2 separate regions of the Homo sapiens genome follow, and region 2 is linked to region 1. A link is a contact called in ENCODE Hi-C or POLR2A ChIA-PET data. All regions are on one chromosome and are shown on one strand. The core of a region is the stretch at or near the end of the contact, and the rest is flanking DNA. Distances in the headings are between cores, read along the strand shown.

Region 1 (5,339 bases), core at 1,782-4,281:
GGAGATTGAGGCTGCAGTGAGCCGTAATAGTGCCACTGCACTCCAGCCTGAGTGACAGAGTGAGACACTATTTCAACAACAACAACAAAGAAAGGATCATTTGGGAAGTAGACACCCCAGCCAGCCACAGGGGTTTAAAACATCATCTTGGGGGTTGTGTGGAAAAAACTGCAGTTTGGATTGGAAAACTCTGTTTGTGTCCAGATTCAGGCTTCTTTTCACTACTTTGTTCTCAGAATAAAACTCTTCCAAGGCAGAACTGCAGGCTTTGTCCCTGCAGATGCTCACCTGCTCAGGTAAGCTTACCTCCTGGAGGAGCAGAGAATATGTGCATCCTGAGGGCTGTTCACAGAATTGGGGGAGAAGGGGGTCAGGGCAAGCTTGCCAGCTTCCTGCTTGCAATTCTGTGAATCGAGTAAGTTGCCAATCCTTCCCTTTGGGGAGGATTGAGTGGGGAAGTTAGAAGAGCAGATGCTTTTTCTCTGTTAATTTCCAGAAGGTGGACGTTCGTCTAGTCTATATCAAGGTATGAATTCTGGGGAAAGGGAAGAAGAATTTCTTGTTATTATTAGGAATATATCATTTTAGAGTTCTTTCTATTCTTATACATGGAAAAATGACTGGCTGAGTAGATATACTTATAAAATGTATGTTCTAAAAATAGCAGTAAGTTTAATTTCACTGAAACTTAACAGAAGACTTCAGTAAAACTGGAAAGAAGTAACTATCTTTTGCTACTAAATGTTGCTGTAGAAGTGTCCAAGGCCAGCCTTATTTTTCCTCCCTTAGAGATAATTTATTATTGCCTATAGGTTAGATATATGAGGAATCTTTTCTTAATATTTGACAGATAATTTAATTCTGATGTATATTACTGCTGTGTGATGTGTGTCATAGTTTTTGGAACTGGATGTGTATTTTCAATCAACAGATGCAATTCTTTATTAGTTTTGGGAGAATTTCTTTGTATTATCTCTTCAAACACTGGGTTCTATGCAGTGAATTCTCTGCTGTAAGGCACCAATTGTCTGTATGTTACATTGTCTTTGAACTCCATAGTTGTCTGTTTTGCTTCGATTACTTGAATCCCTTTTTTTTATCTGCATTCACCATGTTTATTTTTAGCTTTCCTCTAGTCAGAAAATTGATTTTAAACCATCTTTCTTTAGTCCTGTGTAGATTCTGTTTCATATCTTTATTTTCTAGGGTTGGCTTTAGTTTTCAACGTATTTCTTTAGATCTACAATCTTTTTTTTTTCCCTTTTTTAGATGTTGTCTTTGGGTTCTTGATGTATTGAACTCATATTCTTATTAAGTTCTATGGCTCAAAGATCTTTTGGGGGGTATCTTTCTCTGGCTGAGTTACGTTTTCTTTTATTTTGAGTTCTTTGTCTTTGACACCTACTGTTGCTTTCTTGCCTTTCCAGGAGTCTGTGTTTAAAGATAACCATGCCTTGTGGTTTTTCATTTTATTCTTGCTGAAGTAAATCAGGCTATATCTTTCTTTGATTTATTTATTTGAAGGCTATCTTTTTTCTTCTTGCTACCAAGCTGAAGTTTGAAGGCTGGTTTTTTGTTTCTGTTCATGCTTTCTGTAGCCTGAAGACTTATGAAATGTCTTGGGCCAGTTGAGCTGTAGCAGGTCGTATGCTGGGTGCTGAGTAGGCTTGGCTAGATGTGGTCTTGGCAGCTTTCACTTGTGGGATCTTTTGAAGGCCCTTTTAAGTGGGTTCGGTCTTCCTGTGTGGGGGGCACACACTGCACACCCTCTGGCAGTATTCTGTGGCCTCGGGTCAGCCTTGGGTTTCACGTTGGACTCCCAGAGTCTTCATTCCTTGCAGCAGAGATGATCAACACCACGGTTTATGCATCATCTCATCCTTTTCTCCCCAGCAGATGTTTTCTCTCTTCCCTAGTCAGAAGAAGAGAATATAGGGATAACTACTCAGGTGTTTTTTTCTAGATGTGGTGATATTGATGAAAACTCTCAGAATGTTTATTTATTCACTGTTTTGTCTTCCTGAGGGTGTTTGACTCAGGGCTCTGAGCCTTGCCACACTGGATTCTTTTTCCTTTATTTTATTTCCCAGGCACCTTTTGACTTTATGACACTGGGGTGTGCTCATTTTGTTTTTTTTTGGTTTTTTTTTTTTTTTTTTTTGGCTGATAAGTGTTTTATTTCAGGTTTAATTTTTTTTTAATTCAAATTTAGGAAGAGTGAGATTTTATACAGAGGTTTAATTCTACCATTTTAACTGGGAAATGTCTAGCAACATTTGAAAAGATTGTGTAATATTCCATTGTATTCCATTTCCCTATTTCTGTATGGTAGGTTGCTTATGGTTTTGTTTTGCTGATACAAATTCTGGTTGCTCATTTCTTTTCATTGTTTTGCTTTTCAGAATTACAAAATGGGATGATGAGTTCAAGGGATTGGTCACAAAAGATGTGGGGAGTCAAATCCTCTGTGGAAAGGGGAATTGCCTTCGTCGAGGATGTGGTGTGTGCCCGGGAGGACACAAGCAGTCTGATCGAACTCTCACACAAATCCCATGCAGTAGATGTCATTATTTCTCTTTTCCGTATAAGGAAATAGGGCTCACTTCTAGAAGTTAAAGAATGTGCTGGATGGGCACGGTGGCTCACGCCTGTAATCCCAGCACTTTGGGAAGCCAGTGCGGGCAGATCACGAGGTCAGGAGTTCGAGACCAGCCTGGCCAACGTGGTGAAACCCCTTCTCTACTAAAAATACAAAAAAATAGCCGGGCATGGTGGCAGTTGCCTGTAATCCCAGCTACTCGGCGGGCTGAGGTAGGAGAATCACTTGAACCCGGGAGGCGGATAGGTTGCAGTGAGCCGAGACCATGCCACCGCACTCCAGCCAGGGCAACAAAATGAGACTCCGTCTCAAAAAAAAAAAGAAAAGAAAAAAGAAGAAAGAAAGAACGTGCCCAAGCCCAAGTTGGCACAGCTAGTGTTTGATCTTGAGTCTCTTGGTTCCAGCTCTAAATTCCCTTCTCTTTGATCACACCACGCCTTGAAAAAATTCGCAGCTGAATGCTTCAGTGTCTTGAGTGTGTTGATATTATTTTAACATGTTACCACCTGTGAGAGAACACTGTTCTCACTCTCTCTTTTAAACTGAGGGAAAAGGTAATGAACATTGAACATGACTTTACTGGGACCAGAGAATAACTTCACCAGGGCCAGAGAATCTGTTCTCTGTTCCCTTCCTCCCCTTTAGGGCATGGTGGCGTCTGTAAGTGACAAGAGTGCTCTGAAAAAGACCTGTTATACATTCCAGGGCTGGTCACAGGGCCCCTGCTCCTGGCATGCAGCTACCTGCGTGCTCAGCACTCACCTGCGTTCCTGATTTGAACAGCCAGCCACTCAAACACATGGGCCATTATGTAATATTTCTGCCATAACAATTCCCACAAAATTACAGAGTGTTCTGTGTCAGTGTGAACAGACACTCTAATTAGTGTTTACTTGTTCAACAAGCGATCATTTTTCAAAATTTTAGTGCAAAATTACATTTACCTTATTCAAAAAGTATTCCACAGCGCTGAGTAACATGTTGATGTTTGCCAAAAGATGCTGATGGGAGAGCCATCTATTTACTGTGGGTGTCAGTTTTCTCCTCGAAAACAAAAGTGAGTACCATGCCATCTTACATGTGTGGAGTGTTCAGCCAGTTTCAGTGTTGTGGGATTATGTCATTTCAGACTGACAGCAACCCTGGGACATCTGTGGGGCAATTTTGCCCCACTTTTGTTTTTAATTCTATTATGACGAAACAAAAAAGTAGAAATTATAGTACAGTGGACACCCATGTACTCACCACCTAGGACTGACTAGTTGTTAAGATTTGACACATTTGCTTCATATATACAGCTACATTCATACACACACACACACACACACACACACACACACACATACATACATACATACTTTATTTCAGGACCATTTTAAAGTAAATTATAGAAATGATGACACTTCACACCTAAATACTTCAGTATACCTCTTCATAAACTATGGTCATTTCCCTATAAAACTGCAACCCTACTATCACTCCTAACAAAATTAAGTAGTCCCTAATTTCAATTAATACTTCCTACATATCAGATTTCTCCAAAATGTTCCCAAAATATCTCTATCGCAATTGCCATTTCTAGCTCTATACCTAGCTTTCTCTGGAACTATTTATTTGTTTATAAACAGCCACAAACCAATTCAAGATCATACATTTCATTTGTTCTATGATTTTGTGTCATTTCCTTTGTTTTTTTTCTTTATTGTGGAAAATTACACATAAAATTTACCATCTTAATCATTTTGAAGTGTACAGTGAACTCAGTGGTGTAGTAGTCCCCCTTGCTCTTGGGGGATATGTTCCAAGACCCCTGATATGGATGCCTGGAACCTTGGATAGTACTAAATGCTATATATGATATGGTTTTTCCTATATGTATATACCTATGATAAAGTTTAATTTATAAATTAGGCACAGTAAGATTAACAACAATAATAATTCAACATAATTATAACAATATGCTGTAATAAAAGTTATGTGAATGTGGTCTCTCTCAATACATCTTACTGTTGCTCACTATTTTCTGACTGTAGTTGACCTCAGGTAACTGAAAACTTGGAAGTGAAACTCTGGATAAGCGGGGACTCCTACATTAAGTATATTCACAACGTTGTGCAACTATCACCACCATCTACCTCTGGAACTCTTCTTCCCAGAGGGAAACTCCATACCCATTAAAGATCACTGCCCACTCCCCTTCCCCCAGCCCTGGCCACCACTGTTCACTTCCTATCTCTATGATTCTGACTACCCTAGGGCCTCATATACAGTGTTTGTCCTTTTGCAACGGGCTTGTTTCAGTCAGCATAATGTCCTCACAGGTCATCCAAGTTGGGGGCTGGGTCAGAATTTCCTTCCTTTTTAGGCTGAATTTTCCATAGTATGTATAGACCACGTTTTGCTTATCCAGTCGTCTGTCGATGGACACTTCCGTTGCTTCCACATGTTGGCTATTGTGAATAATGCCGCTCCGATCATCGCTGTAGAGCTTTCATCTGGAATAATTTCCCCACTTTTTCCCCACTAGGTTAACTTTTTGAAGGGGTTGGGTCAGTTGTCATTCCACAGAACATCTTCTGTAATGTTTCGTATTCTGAATGTATCTGATTATTTCCTCGTGGTTTCATTTAACTTGTCTCTTTTCTCTGTATTTCCTGTGCAATGGAAGTTAGCTTTTGCTTGACTAGATTTAAGTTTTGCTTGATTAGAGGAGATAATTGGTGAGGAATTCTTTCAAGTA
Region 2 (5,339 bases), core at 1,259-3,758, 220 kb after region 1:
GCGGTGCTGAGCCATTCATAAGGGGTCTGCCCCCATGATCTAATACCTCCCACTAGGCCCCACCTCCAATATTATGGATTACACTTCAACATGAGATTTGGAGGGGACAAACATGCAAACTATATTACGCGGCTTCCTTTGCCCGGTATTTAAAAACCATTTGCCTTCCTCTGTGTAGTTTAAGTTGTTTTTCCCCACCTCAAGTCAATGAATGAGTTCGGAGGAGGGAAAGCTTCAAGTCAGCGAGGCTAGGATTTTTACTGGTTGGTTCAATGCTGAATCCCCAACCCTGAGAATAGTACTTGGCACATAGAAGGAGCTCAGTAAAACTTGACTGAATGGATGAATATGTGATTGGTTCCACAATGACATCACCGAGAGAATTTAGGGTGAGTTGGTCTACGCCTATGAACAGACTAGGCTGGAGAGCTACCCTCCACTGGGCTTAGGTTCCCAGCAAGTGACATTCATCTCTCACCCTGCTCTCCAGGTGCCCGTGTGGCCTGTTAGCACCCAACCTTGGAGCTGCCTGGCCTGGAATTACCCATGCACTGACTGTCCTCATCAGATGGCCAGCTTCTAAAGGGAAGGGCCACTTTCTGGACTCTTATTTTTGCCTCCAGGGCCTGGAGAACTGTCAGTGCTCAAGAAATGTCTACCAAATTGAAATTTAAATAGATACAGCCTGTGGGTTTGAATTTGGGATCAGTACTTTTCCCAGAATGTCCTAAAATTTCTGTGTAAAATACCAGGTATTGTATCGATCAGATACTTAAGCACTGCCCAGAGCCTGCCATTTTCTCAAGTGCTACAGAATCACTTAATTCCTGAACAGCTGTTACAAGCAGCCACAACAACAGTGGAAACAGATAATGACTTCAAAACGTGGACAGAAATTGAAGAATTGAAATTAATAAATGTGTAATTAAATGTTAGATATTTACCATCGTGTGAACTTTGTTATTTGCTGAATTTCGGAGTCTTGAACGTTTTATTATATTTGAAAATAATTTGTGGCATAGATTATCCTCACTTCACAAAAAATTCTTGAGTTTGCACAGTGGGTGTCAAGGGATCTTAGCCAACCATAAATTAAATAAGTTACATAAAAGTAAGTAAATGTAAAAGCAAAATTATAAAAGCCTTTTCAAAAGTGTGGATGGCAGAAAAAATATTTAATGATAGATGCGGATGTATTTTAATATGTTTGATGTGGGGTGAAGTCCTCTAAAAGTAAGGGACACAAATTTCAAAGCAACCTACCTGAAATACTATAGAATTGTAGCATAATATACAGTGCTTTCATAGAGTTTCCAAAAATTAGAAATTCAGCCTTTCCCCTCTAGGATTTTTAGATGAATTCCTAATGTCATCTCATCTCATCAATGTAAAATAATCTCCTTGACCTTTGGTGATTTTGCTCATCGAATAGCTTCTGTTTTGTAATCTATTTTTTTCTTCATCTTCCTTCAGGAATCCTGTTCACGATGCTGGTATTTGGACCAGCCTGCGGGTTTATCCTGGGCTCTTTCTGTACCAAAATCTACGTGGATGCGGTCTTCATTGACACAAGTAAGGAATATATCTCCATGTCTACCTTCCATCCGCAAGCGTTTCCTCCCTCATAAATGCGGCTTCAGCCTGTGGGTTCTAAAACCTTCTTGCTAAGAGACAGTCTTGATGCCCCTGCCTCTGTAGCTGGGGCTCACCCGAGATTAGATGAAAGAACGTGAGTGTTGGTTCAGAGGGCCTGACTCAAGTCTGGGTTCTGCCAACATCTACCTAGAGGCTGAATAACCCCCAATAGCTGATTTTACTCCTCAAATCTGTATTTTCCTTATCTGTAAATAAAGGGTAACAATAATTACATCGGCCTGGCAGATAAGAATTTAATGAGAGTGTCTGTGTAGAAATGCTTGGCATATCCTCATTGAGTGGGGGCCCATTAACCTATATGAGGATCCTACTTTCCAAACTAAAAGTTGGAGCATGTGTTCTGGAGGTGCAAGTGTACAAACGGGGTCAATGAGACAGAATATTGGAACATCCTTTTAGAAGACACTGTTGTGGTGGCCTTTGTGAGGAAATATCCACATTCAAAACCATTTTAAGCAGAACCTGTGTTCTTAGCAGGAAGTGCAAGTGCATTTCTCAGAATACCCTGAGTTCCCCAATCCATGATTGTGGGATTGAATGGGATGCTAGATCGATGGGCTAGACTATTCTGTGGTGACAGACAGTCCCAAAACCTCAGTGATTTTATACAACTAAGGTTTATTTCTTGGTCACACTACATATGCAGTGTAGGTCAGCAGTGTCAGGGTCAGGGAGACTTGGCTCATCGTGGTGACCTGTAGATCTACTCTCAGGATCGATAAGCATTCTCAGCCCCCCAGGCCCAGGCCCACAGAAGTTCCATCCTGACCCCAGCTTGCACAGTTACCAAGACAGGAAACCAGTTTTACTCTGGCCCTTGAAACCTCTACTCAGAAATGACATACAGTGTTTCCCCTCATATTTCATTAACCAAAGCAAGTCACGTGGTGTATTGGTTTCCTGTTGCTGCATAAGAAATAACCCCAAACCTAATGACCTAAAACAGCAGACATTTCTTATCATACTGTTTTTCGTATTTTTTTCTGTGGGTCTGGAATACAGGAGCAGCTTCACTGGGCAGTTCTAGCTCAGGGTCTCTTATGAGGCTGCAGTCAAGGTGTTGCAAGGTGGCAACCTGGTCTTGGATCATCCCAAGGCTCAGCTTGGGGAGGATCCACTTCCAAGCTCACTGCCATGGGCCCACAGGAGGGGACTACCTCACCGTGACACCCCTGAAGCAAACAACCCAAGAGAAGGTGAGAGAGAGCACCTGAGGCAGGAGTCACAGTCTTTTTATAACCTAATCTCAGAAGTGACATCTCATTACTTCTGCTGTATTTCGTTTGTTAGAAGCTAGTCACTTGTTCAGGTTTACTATGGAAAGAGAAGGGATTATTACACAAGGACCAGAATACCAGGCAGCAGGGACTTTAGGGGACCGTCTGGGTCATTGCCTACCATGTGCTGTCACATCTCTACCTTGTGTCTGAAAAGGAACACTATATTTCCATGTAGTTTAGCATGCAGCAAAGCCATATTTCCTTTCTCTCTGAAAACAGAGGGTGAGAAGCCATTCCAGCCTCTGCTTCTCATGCCGATCTATCCTCAGGATCAGTAAGAATTCTCAGTCCCCAGGTTCTCAATCCATCATCTCTTGACAATGCTAAATTTACTAATTCACCCCAAAGAAATAATGTGGTTTTAAATCCAAGTCGCTTTGTGATTCACTCCATTAATCCTACTGATATATTTACTTGTAGCTAATGATGTTACAAATTTCCAAGTGGAAAAAAAAAATCAGAGGCAGCCCTATTTATTTATACTTTTAAAGTGCTGAGTCTGTTCCGAAGGTGATTGAGTGCTGGTGTTTTGCAGCCGTCGGCTGGCCCTTTGAACCCGTTTCCTAGGGAGTGTGGTAACAGGTAGGCTGGGAAGACACAGGACACATGAAGTGAGTCAGTTTCCATCTTGCTCGTATAGACAGGCCAGCTTCCACCACTGCACCCAAGGCAGCACAAGACAGGGCCAGCAGAGGGGATAGAGAGGAGGCATACTCCTGATGCAATGGGGAAGCCACCTTGAAGGGTAGCAAAGTGGCCAGATAGCATATTTTGCCCTCAGTGCTATCAGTGGTGGCCTTGAACCAAAAGCCTGCGAATGACCAGAATATCTGAGCTGGAAAGAGCCTCAGACATCATTCCTTTCCAACTCTTTCATTTTACAAATGAGGAAACCAAGTCACAGAGAGGGGAAGGGATGTCCCCAATCCAAGGAATGTATCTCTATAAAACCCCGATCTCCTGAGCCTGCCTGTGGAGATTTCACTCACCAAACTCTCTTAGGAGAATGAAACAGCACCTTTTCTCAGTGCCTGAAATGACCAGCGGGTAGACAGATGGCTGGAGGGGGCTTAGCCCATCCACTCCCAGTTCCCTCCATTTGCTGAGACTGTTCCTTCAGCCTGGAATGCTGTTCCCATCTTACTGTGTTCGGCATCTCTGTTTGCCCGTTAAGGCCCAGGGTGGAGCGGTGTGATCCATGGTTCCAGGCTCATTGGCTACTTGGTGCCTGCATGGATGTAAGGCAGGTGGGCTCCTTTCAGTCCCGTGTGGGCATCTCGCTGATGACAGGCTTCCCCACCAAGTTGATAGCGGACTTCCCTTTCTGTTTCCAAAGAATGCAAGGTGCATTGTCAGTCACGGTCTTTGTTTGCGTCCTTCCCGGAGGCACCGTGAGGCACCGTGTGGCACAGCTCTTTACCGGTAGAGGGCAGAAGAATATCATTTATCCTATTTAGGGAGTCAGCCATAGAATTCTATAGTTGCCAGCAGTTTTTATTGTTTCTAGTCTTGTGAAACTTGCCGCCTGCAGGTGGATTTGGGCTGTATTTGAGGAGGGGATTCTTAATTGCTTTAGGGCCTCCCCTATCTTTTCCTTGCTTTCCTAAAACAGTGCTCTTCTGTAGGGCTGTCCAATGTATGGGAACATTACTGTAGGCATTAATAGGCAAGGGCCACACACGTGGACACATGTTTCTGAAGTCCCCACTGAGATTGGGGTCCAGGAAAAGCAGCAGCCTAAAATTTGTGGGGAAGGAGCAAGGCAGGTCCACAGAGGGCCCTCGTTATGGGGTAGATGGAGGAGAGAAGGCGGCGTCCACCACATAGCCTGGTGCCAGCATTGAGAGGAGAATCCAGTGAGGAAGCCTGGTTGAAACTTGTGAGTAGATGCAGCTGGGGTGCCAAGGAGGGCTGGTTGTAGACATGGGCCAGTTCTGGGGTGACAGCCCCCACGGGGCACCTTGCCTGGAGGTCCCAGCTGGCTCCACTTGGACATGGGCTGCTCCCGCTGCTGCCTTTCATCCATGTTTGATCGCTACGTGGTTCCCTTTGCTCCTCAGCTCAGGGAGAATAAATCCCTCCCCTGAGAGCTGGGGGAGGAAATGATGGTGCCTCCAGAATTTCTTTTTTAGGTTCTTTGTTAACTGAAACCCAGGTGAGAACAGGACCTTGAAAAAACGGACTTAGTAGCAGAGTACATATCTAATCACTGCCTTGGCCAACCTTAACTATGTGGGTTTATTACAAAAAGATTAGTAGTAACAGCAGCCATGAATTGGTCACTTCTTAAAGCTATACATAGATTGCCTCATTGGAGCCTCAGCACATTCTCATGGGAGTGTAGATCCTACTGTTAGGTGAGGCATTATCATGCAGTGGTTAAGAATTCAAGCACTGGAATCA

The links. Hi-C counts contacts between places; a loop is a spot of excess contacts on that map. ChIA-PET counts read pairs that join two places held with the same protein, here RNA polymerase II (POLR2A). Pooled maps may share reads with other maps.
Region 2: POLR2A ChIA-PET joins it to region 1 with 16 read pairs in activated CD4-positive, alpha-beta T cell. The contact joins two enhancer-like sites. A Hi-C loop is called at or near these places in 4 of 168 maps with a recorded cell type or tissue (dorsolateral prefrontal cortex, gastrocnemius medialis, left ventricle myocardium inferior and 1 more) and 6 of 50 pooled maps. POLR2A ChIA-PET finds 5 or more read pairs at or near these places in 1 of 52 experiments (activated CD4-positive, alpha-beta T cell).

What each region holds. Positions count from the first base shown.
Region 1 is chr15:91,869,625-91,874,963 of GRCh38, forward strand. The region is part of intron 1 of SLCO3A1 (solute carrier organic anion transporter family member 3A1); the gene reads left to right. Among named protein-coding and RNA genes, the nearest start is that of SLCO3A1, 19 kb to the left of the region's middle. Within about 2 kb of position 3,032, at least 8 of the 41 ENCODE cell types and tissues checked have a DNase peak (open chromatin) inside an H3K27ac peak, as active enhancers do.
Region 2 is chr15:92,093,408-92,098,746 of GRCh38, forward strand. It overlaps SLCO3A1 (solute carrier organic anion transporter family member 3A1), which reads left to right. Exons shown (of 10, transcript NM_013272.4): 3 at 1,474-1,572. Among named protein-coding and RNA genes, the nearest start is that of SLCO3A1, 240 kb to the left of the region's middle. Within about 2 kb of position 2,509, at least 3 of the 41 ENCODE cell types and tissues checked have a DNase peak (open chromatin) inside an H3K27ac peak, as active enhancers do.